Linked DNA regions of Homo sapiens: region 1 is linked to region 2. Evidence: chromatin loops called from intact Hi-C (ENCODE). Cell type or tissue: adrenal gland. All regions are shown on one strand. Links, peaks and the distances in the headings refer to the core of each region. The heading gives the core; the rest is flanking DNA.

What was found. Peaks named below come from ENCODE experiments on the same cell type or tissue, not always from the same donor. Only the 100,000 strongest peaks of a DNase experiment are listed, where the experiment ranks them.
Region 1: it touches region 2 in a loop (2.2-fold over the local background); 2 of 110 quality-filtered maps call a loop at or near these places.

Annotation. Positions count from the first base shown.
Region 1 is chr15:100,742,381-100,746,776 of GRCh38, reverse strand. All of the region lies in intron 2 of LOC105371024 (a long non-coding RNA gene), which reads right to left. Among named protein-coding and RNA genes, the nearest start is that of GCAWKR, 110 kb to the left of the region's middle. In adrenal gland, for the core only: no CTCF peak of the experiment used is centred there; no DNase peak of the experiment used is centred there.
Region 2 is chr15:100,666,073-100,670,468 of GRCh38, reverse strand. No RefSeq gene overlaps it. Among named protein-coding and RNA genes, the nearest start is that of ASB7, 66 kb to the right of the region's middle. RefSeq lists an enhancer at 494-993. In adrenal gland, for the core only: no CTCF peak of the experiment used is centred there; a DNase peak (open chromatin) is centred at 2,580; H3K27ac peaks cover 849 bases.

The sequences.
Region 1 (4,396 bases), core at 158-4,157, 76 kb before region 2:
TAACACTGTGTGATATGGTTCTAAAGATATGCAGAGGAAAATTCAGTACAGTTATAACTGGAGGAAGGTAAAGGGATATAAAGAGAGGGAAGATATCTATACTGAATTAACTGGTAAAATGACAATACTAGCAGACAGTGATAAATTATTTTATGTAATTTAATATTTAGAGCAATCACTAAAAAAAATTCTAAGAAATACACTCAAAAGCACTACAGATAAATCAATTGGAATTCTAAAAAATGTTCAAGTAACCCATAGGAAGCAGGAAAAGAAAACAAAGAAACAATGAAAAAAAGGAATAAACAAAATTTTAAAATGGCAGACTTAAGTTTTAACATATTTATAATTCTATTAAATGTAAATGATCTAAGTGCACCATTTATAAGACAGAGATTGGAAGAGTCTGTTTTAAATGGACAAAGTAGACAACATGCGAGAACAGATGGGCAATATAAGCAGGGAGGTAGAAATCCTAAGAAAGAACCAAAAAGAAATGCTGAAAGACAAAAACACTGTAACAGAAACGAAGGATGCATTTGATGGGCTTATTAGTAACCCATCAAAAGAAAGATAAGAAAGAGAGAAAAAAACAGAAAAAAAATACTGGAACAATATTTCCACCAAATAAATGTCACACACCAAACCATAGACCCAGGAAGTTCAGAGAACACCATGCAGGATAAATGCCAATAACACTGCACCTAGGCCTATCATCTTCAAACTACAGAAAATCAAAGAGAGGAAAAACATGTTACTACAAAGAAACAAAGATAAGAAATTATATCCAACTTCTCTTCAGAAACCATGCGAGCAAGAAGAGAGTAGAGTGAAATAAAGTGTGGGGAAATAAAACCCACAACCCAGCAACCTACAATTCTGTACCCTGTAAAATTATCCTTCAAAAGTGAAGGAAAAATACTTTCTCAGACAAACAAATATTGAGGGAATTCGTTGCCCGTGAACCTGCCTTGCAAGAAATTTTAAAAGAAGTTCTTTAGGGAGAAGGAAAATAATGTAGTTCAGAAACTTGGACCTACGTAAAGAAAGTATAAAGGTTGAAGAAAAAATACGTGAAGGTAAAATAAAAATGTTTATTTTTCTTATTCTCAGTTGATTTAACAGATAAATTTGTTTAAAATAATAATAGCAACATTGTATTAGATATATATATGCACTTATATATAAATAAAATTAGTGACAGCAGTGATACAAGAAATGGAGAAGAGGAATTTGGATTATTTGTTATTATAAGGTATTCACACAACTTGTGAAGTGGGATATTGTTATTTAAAAGTACACTCAAATTAGTTGTCAATGTATGTTACAACTCTAGGGAAACCACTAAAAAATAAAAAAAGAAGTACAACTGATATGCCAAGAAAGGAGAGAAAATGGAATGTAAAATGCTAATTAAGACCACAAAAGATAGGAAAAGAGTAGAAGACAAAAGAAGAAAGAAAGATGAAAGGCAACAAATAGAAAAGTGTAACAAATATGGTAGATACGAATCCAATGATATCAATAATAATGTTGAATGTCAATGATATAATATGAATCCAATTATACCAATAATAATTTTGAATGTCAATGATATAAATGCACCAACTAAAAGACAGTCATTGTCAGAGTGGATCAATAAACAAGACCCAACTATATGTTCTCTACCAAAAAAACAAAAAGCAAACCCACTTTAAATATGAAGATAAAAATAGGTTAAAAGAAAATGGACAAAATATTACAAAGTAAGGTTAATCAAAAGAAAGCAGAAGTAGCCATATTAATTTTAGAAAAAGCAGACCTAAAAGCAGGGAAAGTGATCATGGATAAAGAAGGGCATTACATAGTGATAAATGGGTCAATTCTCCAAGAAGACATAACAATCCTTAACATGTATGCACTTAACATCAGTGTCAAACTATGAGACACAAAAACTGATAGAATTGCAAGGAAAAATAGATGAATACACTGTCATAGTTGAAGATTTAAAAACTCTTGATCATAAATGGGCAGATCCAGCAAGCAGTAAATCAGTAAGGACATAATTGAACTCAACAACACCATAAATCAACTGGATATAATTGATACCTCTAGACTATTTCATCCAACAACAGCAGAATACATATTCTTCTCAAGCTCACATGGGACATTCACCAAAATGGACCATATTCTGGGCTATAAAATACACGTAATTAAAAAAACAAAAAACAGAAATCATTGAATATCTACTTTCAGACCCCAAAGTAATTAAACTAGAAATTAATGACAGGAAGATAATGGGATAATCCCCAACTACATAGAGATTAAACAACACCTTTCTAAATAATATACGGTCAAAGAAGAAAACTAAAGGGAAACTTTAAAATATTTGGGACTAAATGAAAATTAAAACATAACTAATAAAAATTTGTGGGATGCAGTGAAAGCAACACTTAGTGGGAAATTTATAGCACTGAATACACATATAAGAAAAGAAGATCTAAAAACAAACTAATTTCTATATTAGGAAGCTAGAAATAAAGAGTAAATTAAATTCCAAGTATGCAGAAGAAAAGAAATAATAAGAATTAGAACAAAAAGTAATTAAATTGAAAATAGGAAATTAACAGAAAAAAATCAATGAAATAAAAACGTGGTACTTTGGAAAGACCAGTAAAATTGATAAGCCTTTAGCCAGGCTGAGAAAAAAAGACAGGACCCAAATTACTAATATCAGACATGAGAGAAGGGACGTCACTATAGAGCCCATAGACACTGAAAGGATGATAAATAAATACTATGAACAACTCTATGCCCACAGATTTGGTAACCTAGATAAAATGGACCAATATCTTGAAAGACACAAGCTGCCAAAACTCACATAAGAAGAAACAGACAATCTTAATAGGTCTGTATCTATTGAAGAGGTTGAATCAATTACCTCCGAAACAAAAAGCCTCAGGCCCATCCGTATAGGTTCACTGGTGATTTCTACCAAACATTTAAGGAAGAAACTACACCAATTCTCTACAGCCACTTTCAGAAGACAGAAACAGAGGGAAGCTATGCATGTTTAGGGGCAGAGAGTATAAGGCAAATCTCTGCACCTTCCTCTCAATTTTGCTATGAACCTAAAACTGCTCTTAAAAATAAAGTCTTAAAAATTAAACAACAACAAACATTATTCAACCATATGTTATCCAAAAGAAATTTCTTCCAATATAATGATAAAGGCAGGTTGGCAGTAAAGGGATTTTTTAAAAATCATGCAAACATCAATCAAAGGAAAGCAGGAATGGCTATATAAACATAAGATGGAGTAGATATCAGAGCAAAGAAAATTACCAGAGACAGAAAGAGACATATAATAATATAATAATAAAAGGGTCAATCCATCAAGAAGATACAGTAATTCTAAATATGTATGCACCTAACAACAGAGCTACAAGATATATGAACACAAAACTGATAAAACTAAAAGGAGAAATAGACAAATCCACAATTATAGTTGGAGATTTCAATGCACCTATCTGAACAATTTATGAAACAACTAGAAAGAAAATCAGCAAGTATAGAGAGAAGAATTCAGCAATACCATCAGTCAACAAATCTAAACGACATTCATAGAACACATCACTCAACGGCAGAATATATATTCTTTCCAAGTGTCCACAAAACATTTACCAAGATAGGACATATTACCAGCCATTAAAAAAATTCACAAATTTAAAAGCATTAGACTCATACCGAGTGTATTCTCTAACCACAGTGGAATTCAACAAGAAATCAAAAGCAGAAAAGTAACAAGAAGTTTCCAGACACTTAGAAACTAAACAACACATATTTAAATAATCCCTGAGTAAAAAATAAACTCTGTAGGAAAAGATGTTTTTAAATATATTAAAATGAATAAAAATTAAAATACAATATATCCAAATTTTAGGGACGCAGCTAACATAGTGCTGAGAGGGAAATTTATAACATGAAACGCACACATTAGGAAACAGGAAAAGTCTCAAATCATTAATCTGGGTTCTTAATCTAGAGAAAGAAATGCAAAATAAATCAATAGCAATCAAAAAGAACAAAATAATATAGATAAAAGCAGAAATTAATAAAATCGAAAACAAAATATAGAGAAAAATCAACAAAACAAAGAACTGGTTCTTTAAAAACACCAACAAAACTGACAAATCTTTAGAAAGACTAAAAACAAGAGAGAGATGCAAATTACCAATATCAGGGTTGAAACAAGGAATATTACTACAGTCTCTGCAGGATTATACAGACAGATAATAAGGCAATACGAGAAAGTATTCAACATGCATAAATTTGACAATTTAGATAAAACTGATCACTTCCTTAAAAAATATAAATTACCACAACTCGCCCAATATAAAATAGATCATGTAAATAG
Region 2 (4,396 bases), core at 96-4,095:
GGCTCACGCCTGTAATCCCAGCATTTTGGGAGGCTGAGGCAGGCAGATCACAAGGTCAGGAGATTGAGACCATGCTGGCTAACTTGGTGAAACCCTGTCTCTACTAAAAATACAAAAAGTTAGCCGGGCGTGGTGGCGGGCGCCTCTGGTCCCAGCTACTCAGGAGGCTGAGGCAGGAGAATGGCATGAACCTGGGAGGCGGAGCTTGCAGTGAGCCGAGATCTTGCCATTGCACTCCATCCTGGGCGACAGAGTGAAACTCCGTCTCAGAAAAATAAATAAATAAATAAATAAATAAATAAATAAATAAATAAATAAAATAAAAAGGAGAGACGTGGACAGAGAGAGACACACACGGGGAGACTGCCACATGGACATGAAGGCACAGATCAGGATGAGTTTTCAACAAGCCAAGGGATGCCAAAGATCTCCAGAAACCCTCCCCGAAGCTAGAGAGAGGCCTGGAGCAGAGTTTCCCTCCCAGCCCTCAGTAGGACCCCACCCTGCCAGCACCTTGATTTTTGTCTTTCAGCCTCCAGAACTGAGAGACGATCCATTTCTGCTGTTTAAGTCCCCAGGCTGTGGCACTCTGAAACAGCCCTCACAAACCAATACGCCGACCAAACACCCTGGAATCTCCAGGAAAGTTACAATTCCAAGTGTCTAAACCTCAGTCCTCATAAGCTGTCAAAATGTCCCAGAAATTCACATTTCAGCTACAAAATACCCTCTCCCAAGCTGCCTCCTAAACCTCCAAACAGCATGAAAGCTCATTGAGAGATCTAAGTCTTGATTCAGGATTCAGAGAATGAGGCCGTCAAACGTATAGATCCATCTACAAAAGCCTGCCTCATTCAGGGCTCACTTTACCCAGGGGGAAGCAATCAGGTCTTCTCCCGCTCTCCAGACTCCTGTGATGGTGGTGGGGGCTGGACCCACCCTCGGAAGGCAGGCAAATTCCTGCCAGGAGTCAGCTGAGCCGAGCCATCTCTTGCAGAAAGCTCCTAGCCCCGCAGGGGTGAACCGGCTGCTGCTCCCGCGCTGGGAGTGCTGTCCATCCCTCGGTGCTCCAGCAGCCGCCCCTGGGAGGACAGCCCCGTTTGAAGCCCACGTGCAGGCGAAACCCCTTCAGAGCTGGGCATGGGTTTCCAGTCATCGCCACATCACTCTCTGTCTGAACTTGAACATACCTCAAGCTTGCTGGTTGTTACTGGGTCGCAGTAACTAGATTTTCTTGGGGGGTTGGTGTGGGTGGGTGGAAAGATACATCCAGAAAATGAAATGTAATGTTGCCTCTTATTCACCAAGAAGTTTTTCAAGCCAGAAGACCATGGTGTTTTTCGTTGATTGGTATTGCTTGATTTAGATTCGGAAGCTGGGCTCTCCTACAGTTACCCAGCCCTTCACTGGACTGGCTGACAAGGAACCAAACAGCCCTATCAACCTGTGCAATGCTCGAGGGTCAGCCAGAAGCCATGGAGCCCCTAGTCTGAGTGGGGAAAGCAATTCACAGTGGAATGTGCAGAGGTGGCTTCCAGCAAAACCCAACCCACAGTGGCTAGTGGCCCAAGACACGTCACCTGGGCGCTGGGTGAACGGTTTAAAGATGTCACAGTAAAGCCAGCCAAGGGATCAGTTGGACTACATGCAGCATTGTCTGTCTGCAGGGGAGTCCCCTGAGAGTTCCTAGAGACAGACATGTGGCTACCATCTCACCTCCACCACTTCCTCACCATATGACTTCAGGCAACTCCCTCAGCCTCTCTGTGCCTCAGTTTCCTCATCTTCATCTTGCGGTAATGGAGTGCCTGCCTCATAGAGTCATTGAGAAGAGTTGCCTGGAAGAGAGAGCATCCCGCAAGCACACACACACACACACACACACATGCATCCACGCACCCAGGTTGCTAAGTTGTCAGTAACCACAGCCTTTAGGCCATCACAGCCAGCAGGGCCTGAGGATCATCGAGTCCAGAGGAGGAAGGGATGGCCCGAGGGCAGGCCACAGGGGGCTCAGGGCCAGGCGGAAGCCCCCTCCTCTGAGGGGATCCCTGTGCCCTCACACAGAGCCGGGATGCTCCACATCCTTACACTCACAATGTGTCTTTTTCAGACCCCAGAAACCCACATTTCAGGAAAGATGATTTTCTTTAGTACAAGAGGCTCTTATTACAGGAAGGAAACAATTTTAAAATGGCATCTAGAAATGGCCACTTAGGTTAGGTGGGAACAGAGAGACATAATGACCCTCAGTCCTCCACTTTCCCACCCACATTTCTGTGAGGGGTGTGTGTGCGTGTGTGTGTTTAAACACAAGTCTGAGTCACAGAATTTAAAATCTAAGGAAGGGAATTTTCAAGCGAGTCTCATCAGCTCCAGCTCTGTGGGACCCACCAGCTTGTCCTATCTATTTACTTTATTATTCGGTTGTTGGCCAGAGAGATGAAATATGGGATTAGAGAGGAGGTGAGAGACAAAACAATCCACCATGGTGTAAATAAATGAAGAGCCAAATCCTCCGTCCAAACAAAACCGAAGTGGCCTGGCCAGGCCTTCCTCTCCACGCGCTGCCCCGCGCCTCGCCTCCCCTCAACCGCAGGAACATATGGAGTCGGAAAATGCACGTTAACAAAGCGCTGCACGTCGCCAGGCGCTGGCTAGTCCCTGGAAGAGACACAAGCATTTCCCAGCCTCTGCTGAGGGGCCAGATGTTTTCCTCATTAGGTTTTCCTCGGGTAGAAATAATTCTTGCCTGTTTAATGTTCAAGTCAATTAGTAATCACTCTACAAGGCCTGGGAGCTGTCTACTTTCAGTTGCCTTTAGAGATGAAACTCTAAAAACATATCCTAGCACACAGCATCATCTATGAAACATACCTGCCAAAAACGCTGACCCTGGACCCAGCCTGCTGCCAAACTTACCTCCAGTTTACCGGATATACCAAAAGTAGAGGAACAAGCTAAGTGACACCAGGGATAAACAGGCATGCAAATCCAGAATATGGGATATTATCTAAGACAAATTTTCTGGACTCTTTAGTCAACTCCTGAGATTTTTTTTTTTTTTTTAGGTAGCATGCATTATTCTGGAATGAAAGATCAAAGGGACACAACCAAATGCAACGTGTAAACCAAGATTCAATCCTGGTTTTAAAAAGTAAATCAAAACAGTTATAACAGATATTCTTGTGGCAACTGGGGAAATCTGAATAAGAACTCTGTATTAGACTTTGAAATTACCATTGTTTTCTTATGAATGATATCAGTATTCTGGTTATATTGAAGAATGTATTTTTGGATGCAAGCGAAGTATCATAATGTCTACACCTTCGTTTTATTTATTTATTTATTTATTTTCAGAGACAAGTTCTCAGCCTGCCATCCAGGCTAGAGCACAGTGCACAGTCATGGTTCACTGCAACTTCAACCTCCGGAGCTCAAGTGATCCTCCCACCTCAGCCTCCCAAGTTGCTGGGACTACTGCTATTATTTTAAATTTTTTGTAGAGGTAGAGTCTTGCTAGATTGCCCCGGTTGGGCTCTAACTCCTGGGCTCAAGTGACCCTCCCACCACAGCCTCCCAAAGTCCTAGGAGTACAGGTATAAACCACTATGCCCAACCAATAACTTAGTTTTAAATAGCACAGAAAAAAAGATATATAGGCGTCCATGTACACACAAAGATAACTCAGTGATGTTAACATCTTCGCAAATGTGGAAACCACAGATGCTTTCATATTAAACAGCTGGGGAAAGAAAACAAAGAAAAAGAAAACCAAAAGAACAAAAATAGTTTTAAAACTAAAACATAAAATTAAGTTAGGGAAAAATCTATTCTAATTAAAAGCCATGTACTCCACTACTTTGTCTTCTGAAAAGCATAATGGAGAACATACTGCCGGCCAACAAGTATGCATGATAAAACTACTAGGCATGAAAAGAGGAAACAAGAGCATTGTAAAATCAAAATGCAGGGTAGGCCAGGTGCAGTGGCTCACACCTGTAACCCAGCACTTTGAGAGGCCAAGGTGGGAGGATCAGTTGAAAATGGAAGAGAGCCATCCATATACGCACCGATGATGATAGCTCAAAAATCAAGGAAAATCAAATACTGCCCAGTTCCTGTACTTGGTTATATGAATGATGAGAAAATGTTCTCACATTGGTCTTCAGTCCTCTGGATGCTGAACTAAAAGAATTATACCGGGCTGGGCCCGGTGGCTCATGCCTGTAATCCTAGCACTTTGGGAGGCTGAGGTGGGTGGATCACGAGGTCAAGAGATCGAGACCCTCCTTGACCAGCATGGTGAAACCCCATCTCTACTAAAAATACAAAAATTAGCTAGGTTTGGTGGTGTGCACCTGTAGTCCAAGCTACTCAGGAGGCTGAGGCAGGA